2 separate regions of the Homo sapiens genome follow, and region 1 is linked to region 2. A link is a contact called in ENCODE POLR2A ChIA-PET data. All regions are on one chromosome and are shown on one strand. Each heading gives the region's core, a stretch centred on a gene start or an enhancer-like site at or near the end of the contact. The rest is flanking DNA. Distances are from core to core; before and after follow the strand shown.

Region 1 (4,557 bases), core at 924-3,423, 240 kb before region 2:
CTCCTGGCTGGGCGCAGTGGCTCACGCCTGTAATCCTAGCACTCTGGGAAGCCGAGGCGGGCGGATCACCTGAGGTCAAGAGTTCGAGACCAGTCTGGCCAACATAGTGAAACCCCGTCTCTACTAAAAATACAAAAAATAGTGGCATGGTGGTGCACGCCTGTAGTACCAGCTACTCAGGAGGCTGAGGCAGGAGAATCGCTTGAACCCGGGAGGTGGAGGCTGCAGTGAGCCGATATAGCGCCACTGCACTCCAGCCTGGGAGACAGAGCGAGACTTTGTCTCAAAAAAATAATAATAAAAAGTAAAGAAAAACTCCCATACAGGGTTTTTGTGAGAAGGAAACAGGCGAATGAAGTAAAGGCTAGGACATGTTAGTAGACATTGTAGAAAAGTTAGCTCCATCACACACTCATACATACACACATTTCTTTTCTTTTCCTTGCAGAGTACAAAGGCCTCACAACCAATGGATATTCCATTGCAATTGGCCCAATCTTGAAGAGGTGGAAACAAGAGGAAGGACAAGGATTCCATGACTTTCCCTCTCCAGCTGTGAGGAGAGGGCAGAGGTACGTGGTGGGAAATTGCTGCAAATCTTGAGGAAGGGTCTCAGGACAAGAGAGCTTTGTCCCTGGCCAGTACTTTATCAGTTAACCAGGAGTTGCATCAGTATTTGTTGCAACATCCTCAGAAAACAGAAAAGTCCACGGTACAAATGGCACAGATCCATAATTTGGAGGACTGGGGGTAGGAACGTAACACAAAGATAAAAGTGTCTATCATTTTATAAAATCACAGCTAGAAACAAAATGGTAGCTCCCTGAACATCTTTTCCTCTCTTCTCCCTTCCTTTTTTTAGGAACAGAAAAAAAAATTTAGATAGATAGATAGATAGATAGATAGATAGATAGGTAAACCACTTTACTGAGGTGTGACTGACATATAAAAGCTTTACATATTCCATGTATACACTTTGATGAGTCTGGGGATAGGCATACACTCATTAAATCATCACCACAATCTATACCATAAACCTATCCATCACCTCCAAAAGTTTCTTCCTGCCTTCTTATTTATCACTAATATTATTTCTAAGGGTTCCTACCCCTCTTGTCAATACTCCTGAAGTGATTCTAAGACAGCACCAGAAACAGCATCAGATTTCTTTATAGCTCAAAGCTCAGGTGTGAGTTTCTTAGAGGAAGAATTCAAGGTGAGTCACTTGTCATTCCCTCCTGCCCCTCCCTTCTGAATAAAAACCCAATTAAAAGAAGTAAGTCAGGCTCCACAGTTGCCCCATTCACTCTGTCAATAAGGAGACAAAGAGGTATCTTATCTATAAATTTAGTCCTTGGACAATTTTATTACTAAAGTTCTTCGTCATACTCACATTTCTATCTTTTAAAAATATTTCCATCTGATATTTCCTGTCATATTAATATTCAAAATGGAAAGCAATAGAAGAGTTTACAACTGAAGTCAAGAAAGAAGACTTTTTCCACCTACTCTTCTTCTAGGGAAAAATTTCATTTCAATTAAGCATAGGTTAAATGTCTTATTCTTAGTTCCCAAGTCATCTGACATTAGCAATACTCCCAAACTCACATCAAGATTTGATAAATCACCAAAATATAGCACACTATACAAGTCAAATTGTTTATGGAATCAGAACGGAGACATTTCTGAAATGCACTATCTCCAGTGATTTACTCAGGTGACCACAATGTTAAAAGAGTATTTCTAAATAAGTTTTCAATAGGTAAGCAACTGTTAAGACTCATTAACTTTTGCTTCTGCTTCTTTTTGTTTTTTAGTTTCTCTCTTTTTTAATTTTCAGGACTTTACATCAAACTCTACTAACTTAGAATTCATTTATTGACATACATTACAGATGTCAAAGAGAAACTTTTAAGTGACTATTTTTTCTCTGTTGCTGTGAGATACACAACCCACTCCCAAAGGAATTAGGTACTTACTTGGATTGTTTTGGGTCAGAGATGGACTTTCAAGGCCCTGGGAGGATTCTGGACTGAGTCTTCCTCTCCAGATCCCAGCGATTTTGCTACAAATGCTCAGAATCCAATTTCGCATTAGGATAAGTCGGGGAGACAATGAGGTGAGGAGGAGGAGAGAGTTCCAGTGTACTGTGCATGATCACAGGCGGCCTTCTGGGCTAGCAGCAGCATCTCTTCCTTGGCTCTGTGCCTCATGGACACAGATTAGTCATTAACAATCCTTCCCTGCTAAATGATATAAACATAGAAAGGAACCTTGGGAGAGCCTCGAGATTCCCAAGACAAAACCGCAAAGCCCCAGAATGAGGAATGTGACAAAACCAAGGAGCCCTGCAGCTTGCCTTTGAAAGCATTTCTCCTCTGGCCGTTTTGTGGGCTCCTGGGCACCCGTATTTCTGTACACATCAACTAAAACCAAACTGTCATCTTCCCTCTCTCTCACTACAACTTCTTTGAATAGCTCTATCACTTCCCCGGGACTGAACTAGAAGCTGGGAGCCTTTTTGACCCTTCCCTCTGCCCAGCCACCCATATCAAATAATAACAGATTTGGGTTGATTGCATCTTTGGAATGTCTCTTATTTCCAACCCACATTGTTCTTCTCCTACTTTGGGCCTATCATAGCTTCCTTTCTGGATGACATTGGTCCCACAACCCCTTTTTCTTCTCTCCCCTTCTTCTGTTTTCCAAATTGCACAGCAGTGTGGAAGCACAGGCTCTGGTTAGATGCCCACTCTTTAGTCACAGCCTTGAGCAAGACACTTAGCCTCTCTGAGTCTCAGTTTCCTCATCTGTAGAATGGATATGGAGAAACCATCTCATGGGCTGTGGTGAGAATTACATGAGTAGTGAAAATGTTTAGAAAAGTGTGTGGCAGATAGCAATCACCCAATAATTTGTGGCAATTATTATTTCTCTCCTTCATTAGTTGAACCATCATTGATTGATTATCAGCCTACTATGTACCCAGCAACTTGCTAGGCACTCCCCTCATCGAAAATCCCCAATGCACTCTCTATGCCTAAAAAACGAACACAAAATGCTTGACATTTAGAACCCCTTCCACACCTGAAGATCTAGCCCTAATGTCTCTAGGATTTTCTCACATTCTGTCCCTTCAGACATCCCAACCTCTGCCAACCTGTACCAAGCTCTCCCGCCTCCACACTTTTGCACAAGCTCTTCCTTCTACCTCAGTTACTTTCTTTTCACACCCACACATCTTCCAGGCGTGGAACAGAAGCAGAGTTCTCCCTGAAGCCAGCCCCATTCCTCATCTGCCCCTATTCTCCCCACCCAACTCCCTTGATCTTTTATTTGTAGTTTCCTTGCTGTCCCTTAAATCCTCTGACCTTATATATTATAGTTTTCTACTTGTTTTATCTCTTTTACAAAAACCAGGCATGGTAGCAGACTTGTCTTTGTATCTACCCTTTGTCTTAGCACAGTGCCTCTCACAGAAAAAGCATTGTGTAACTCTTTGTTAACGCAATCAATGAGTGAGCTGAGAAACAACTTCCCAAAGCAGCATGGCTGCACATGCACCTGTGTGTGTGTGTGTGTGTGTGTGTGTATGTGATGTGTGCATTTCCCATCTGTGATGTGTGTCATTTGTTTCCCGTCACAAGGTCAGCTAGTAGAAGATCTACATTCAAACCTGTTAGAAATGTTATATTTTGCTTCTCTTATAAAATAGCATTTTTGTAGGTCCTACAGGCTCCTACTTCCTACCTACTTCTGGGGGTTCCCAATGTACTATGGTGCATCCTCCAGCCCCTTCGGCACAAGGAAGAGGGTCACCCCAGGCCTGTACATTTTCTTTTGAAGAGAGTTTGCACTGACACTTACTGCACTCTGCAGCTCTGGGCTGCCTGAGGGACTCCTGTGTGACTTCTATGTGACACCAAGCCCATTTCTTCTTGGATGATAAGAGCCTGTACTGTGATTTCATTCTCTCCAGCAGAGATGGAGACAATGACTGAAGACACAGACTGTGGCGCTGGACCGGCTGGGTTCAAATCCCAGCTCTGCCACTTACAAGCTGTGTGACCTTAGACCTTAGGCTTTTCCTTAACATCTGTCTCAGTTTCCCCATCTGTAAAATAAAGATATAATTACTATGTATTTCATGAGGTTATTGCAAGGATTTAATGAATTAATCTATGCAAAGCGCTGGTACCTGACACACAGAAAGTGCTGTGTAGGGGTTAGCTGTTATTATTTTCTCTGGGCCTTCACACTGACAATCGTATTTGCCCACTGGACTGGATACTCCCTGAGGGTGGCATGTATTTCCCATCCTTTTGGATCTCCAGTGGTGTAGCACATAGTGCTGGGTATGACATAAGAGCCCATTCAAAAATTTCAACAATTATTTTTCTTCTCTTCACACCACACAATCAATCCATTAGAAAATGTTTAAGTTTTACCTTCACAATATATGTATTGAATCTGATACCTTCCCACCACCTCCACTGTCATCTCTCTGGTCCATGCCAGGTTTCTTGCACCTGGGTTTGTGCCATGGCCTCCTAAGTG
Region 2 (4,810 bases), core at 1,627-4,126:
TCACTGCAACCTCCACATCCTGGGTTCAAGCTATTCTCTAGTCTCAGCCTCCCTAGTAGCTGGGATTACAGTTGCGTGCCACCATACCTGGCTAATTTTTGCATTGTTTTTTAGTAGAGACAGGGTTTCACCATGTTGGCCAGGCTGGTCTCAAACTCCTGACCTCAGGTGATCTGCCTGCCTTGGCCTCCCAGAGTGCTGGGATTACAGGCGTGAGCAACTGCACCTGGCAAAGACTTCTAATTACACAACTGTTCACTGACTCAAGTTTCTATTAGCATTTTCCTTTAGGCTAAAAATATGAAACCACTTAACCTTTTGTCAGAAAGAATATGATACTTCGAAAGTTAAAAATGAATATATGAGACATTTTCCTAATAATTCTTTTTTTTTTTCTGAGGCAGGATCTCTCTCTGACACCCATGCTGGAGTGCAGTTGTGTGATCTCAGCTCACTGCAACCTCTGCCTCTCAGGTTCAAGCGACTCTCCCGCCTCAGCCTCCTGAGTAGCTGGTACTACAAGCGTGACCCACCACACCTGCCTAAATTTTGTATTTTTAGTAGCAATAGGGTTTCACCATTTTCCTAATTCTTAAAGTGCAAGTTCAGAGTAAAACTAGGTGCTTTAAAGATGGCTCAAGGATGCTAAATACTAACCATTAAATTAGCAACAAAAAGTTAATAAAACATTAAAATTGACAAAGATATTTTGATAAAGTTATTCCTTTGTTTTATTTGTTGTGTGTTTTATTGTAAGATTGTCACTAGGGGCCAGACATGGTGGCTCACACCTGTAATACCAGCACTTTGGGAGTCTGAGGCAGGCAGATTGCTCGAGCCCAGGAGTTGGAGACCAGCCTGGGCAACATGGCAAAACCCCATCTCTACAAAAAATTTGCCAGGCGTGGTGGTGGACACCTGTAGTCCCATCTACCCAGAAGGCTAAGGTGGGAAGATCACTTGCTGTGAGGAGTGATTGAGCCACTGCACTCTAGCCTGGATGACAGAATGTGACCCTGACACACACACACACACACACACACACACACACACACACACACACACACACACTCTAAAAAAATTTGCCGGGCACAGTGGCTCACACCGGTAATTACAGCACTTTGGGAGGCCAAGGCGGCTGGATCACTTGAGGTCAAGAATTCGAGACCAGCCTGGCCAACATGGTGAATCCCCGACTCTAATAAAAATACAAAAAAATTAGCCAGGTGTGGCGGGCGCCTGTATTCCCGTCTACTGGGGAGGCTAAAGCAGGCAGGTAGGATTGCTTGAACCCAGGAGGCAGAGGTTCCAGTGAGCGGAGATCGCACCACTGCGCTCCACTCTGGGCAACAGAGCGAGACTCATTCTCAAAAAAAAAAAAAGATTGTCACTAGAAACTATTTTAAGTTAGTTTAGGGCTTATACTTCAGAATAAAAGGGGTATAACTAGCAATTCAACTATTTTGAAGGCCGGGTGCCGTGGCTCACACCTGTAATCCCAGCACTTTGGGAGGCCGAGGTGGGCGGATCACCTGAGGTCGGGAGTTCGAGACCAGCCTGACCAACGTGGTGAAACCCCGTCTTGACTAAAAATACAAAAATTAGCCGGGCATGGTGACGCGTGCCTGTGATCTCAGTTACTCAGAAGGCTGAGGCAGGAGAATCACTTGAATCCAGGAGGCGGAGGTTGCAGTGAGCCAAGGTCGTGCCATTGCACTGCAGCCTGGGCAACAAGAGCGAAACTCTATCTCAAAAAAAAATTGAATAAATATATATTTAAATATATATTGAAAATGTGAGTGAACACAATTTGAAAAATGTTTTGTGTTAATAAGATACACAAATTATAAAATTACACAATTCAGTATTTCAATTGCTAACTCTTTAGTGCTTCTATAATTATTCAAATTAATTTTCCTGATTTATTTTTTTCCTACTGTGTTTTTGTTTGTTTTTTAGAGACAAGGTCTTGCTCTGTCACACATGCTGGAGTGCAGTGGTATGATCATAGCTCACTACAGCCTCTAACTCCTGGGCTCAAGTGCTCCTCCTGCCTCTGCCTCCCAAAGTGGTGGGATTACAGGCGTAAACCATCTTGCTGGGCCCCTACTGTTTTCTTGAATGCTTACCCTCCTTTCTTAGATTCATTGTCATCTTACTACAGTACTGTATCCTTAAGCAGTTCTTTCAGAAATTGTCTCAAGAGTGGCACTTTGAGTCCTTGTTTATCCAAAAGTTTCTATTTTGCCCCCAGGCGTTGAATACTGGTTTGACCAGGGACTGCAGCTCCTGTTGCTCAACATTTAGTGTAACTTCCTTATAGTGTGTCTTCCTAAACTTCAGAGAGTAGAAAGCTAAAAACCTCATTTTCCAGCTCCTTTGTAGCCAGTGTTCTGAGTATGATTTACATAAAACTGTTTTTTTTTTAAAATTATTACTATTTTTTGAGACGGAGTTTCTCTCGTCGCCCAGGCTGGAGTGCAATGGTGCAATCTTAGCTCACTGCCTCTGCTGGGATTACAAGCATGCACCACCACGCCTGGCTAATTTTTTGTACTTTTAGTAGAGATGGGGTTTTGCTGTGTTAGCCAGGATGGTCTCGATCTCCTGACCTTGTGATCCACCCACTTCGGCCTCCCAAAGTGCTGAGATTACAAGCGTGAGCCACCGCGCCCGGCCAAAAAAAACATTTTTTTTTTAAGAGACGGTATCTCACTCTGTTGCCCAGGCTGGAGTACAGTGGTGCGATCTTAGCTCACTGCCACCTCGAACTTCTGGGCTCAAGCAATCCTCCTGCATCAGCCTCCTGAGAAACTGAGAGTAAGTAGCTCATAAAATTGACTCATGTCCTTAAGACCAGTCTGAGTCCAGTCCTGTATATGCCACTTCCACTTGATGGCAGCACATCCTGCTGAGCACACCTAATCCACAGTGCGGAGGAGAAATTATCTCAGGGAGACATCAGAGCAATATTTCTGGTGGTTCAACTTACATGAAGACATGAGTAGAGATGACAGTTAATGGTTTGACCAAAGGGTCAGAGATTTGACAACTACAAGGTAAGAAACCTAGGCCAGGAACAGTGGCGTAGGCCCATAATCTCAAAACTTTGGGAGGCCAAGGCAGGAGGATTGCTTGAGGCTAGGAGTCCAAGGCCAGCATGGGCAACATAGTGAGATTCCCTGTCTCTAAAAATAAAAATAAAAAAATTAGCCAGCGGTAGTGGTGCAAGCTTTTAGTCCCAGCTACTCTGGAGGCTGAGGTGAGAAGACCACTTGAGCCCAGGAGTTCCAGGCTGCAGTGAGCTAGGATCATGCCAGTGCACTCCAGCCTGAGCGACAGAGCAAGACCCCATCTCAAAAAGAAATAAAAATAAATTTTAAAAAAGAAAGAAAAAAAAAGAAACTTGGGAAGCAGAAGCTTTAGGGAAGTATGTGGACAAACTCAGAATAGGCCCCAAATGCAAGGATATTTGTTTCCTGTGTGAAAGCTTATCAAAAGCTTTCTTATCAAAAGCCGTCTTCTGTAGGTAAGGCTCTTAATATTTAGATGGACAGCATAGCATACACTGTGGACATTGATTAGCCTCTTTCCCCAGCCATCCAGTGCTAGCTCAGTTATGCTACATTCTGGGAAAATTCCCTCAGCTTCTTTCTAACTCAGATTTTCAGTCTTTTTTCTTTTCTCGTTTTCTTTCTTTCTTTTCTTTTTTTTTTTTTTTTTTTTTTTTTTTTTCAGAGTCTCTGTCACCCAGGCTGGAGTGCAGTGGTGTGATCCTGGCTTACTGCAACTTCCACCTCCTGGGTTCAAGCAATTCTCGTGCCTCAGCCTCCCGAGTAGCTGGGACTACAGGCATGCACTGCCCTGCCCAGCTAATTTTCGTATTTTTAGTATGGACGGGGTTTTACCATGTTGCCCAGGCTGGTCTTGAACTCCCAGGCTCAAGCCATCCACCTGTGTCAGTCTCCCAAAGTGCTGGGATTACATGGGTGAGCCACTGCACCTGGCCCAGATTTTCAGCACAGTACTAGTGTCCATTCTGCTGTTCAATCCATCTATTAAGCAAAAGTTTGTCTTTTTATTTTTAGTTTTAGTTTTTTTTTTTTTTTTTTTTGAGACAGGGTCTCACTCTGTCACCCAGGCTGGAGTGCAGTGGCACAATCTCGGCTCCCTGCCACCTCCGCCTCCTGGGTTGAAGCAATCCTCCTGCCTCAGCCTCCCAAGCAGGGATTACAGGTGTGCACCACCACATTGAGTTGGTTTTTGTATTTTTAGTAGAGAACGGGTTTCACTATGTTGGCCAGGCTGGTCTTGAACTCCTGACCTCAGGTGATCTGCCTGCCTTGGCCTCCCAAATTGCTGGGATTACAGGCGCCCGGCCCAAAAGCTATTTTTAATAACTTATTTTTAATTTCTAAGAACTATTTTTGTTATAGCAACCTGCTCTTTTTACAATAGATACAGTGACCCCATCAGTCCTTTAGAGGATATTAGTTTTTGTTTTTTCCTTTATTTTCTTCCCTTAGGGATTCATTCTTGTTAGATTTGGGGCCTCTCTGGTGATAAGTATCCCTCAAATATTTAATGCTTGGTTGTCTGCTCATTTTTTTTCATTTCTGAATTCCTGTTTACCCATGGGTGAATCCAAGTTTTTTTGTTTTTTTGGTTTTTGTTGTGTGTGTGTGACGGAGTTTCGCTCTTTTTGCCCAGGCTGGAGTGCAATGGCACGATCTCGGCTCACTGCAACCTCCGCCTCTCAAGTTCAAGTGATTCTCCTGCCTCAGCCTCCCAAGTAGCTGGGATTACAGGC

What was found. ChIA-PET counts read pairs that join two places held with the same protein, here RNA polymerase II (POLR2A).
Region 1: POLR2A ChIA-PET joins it to region 2 with 14 read pairs in Caco-2. The contact joins the promoter of NR1H4 here to the enhancer-like site in region 2. POLR2A ChIA-PET finds 5 or more read pairs at or near these places in 4 of 52 experiments (CD8-positive, alpha-beta memory T cell, Caco-2, MCF 10A and 1 more).

What each region holds. Positions count from the first base shown.
Region 1 is chr12:100,471,482-100,476,038 of GRCh38, reverse strand. NR1H4 (nuclear receptor subfamily 1 group H member 4) reads right to left here and starts at 2,173. Exons shown (of 11, transcript NM_001206979.2): 1 at 1,980-2,173.
Region 2 is chr12:100,227,532-100,232,341 of GRCh38, reverse strand. It overlaps a transcript of DEPDC4 not described here. Among named protein-coding and RNA genes, the nearest start is that of ACTR6, 29 kb to the right of the region's middle. Within about 2 kb of position 2,876, at least 4 of the 41 ENCODE cell types and tissues checked have a DNase peak (open chromatin) inside an H3K27ac peak, as active enhancers do.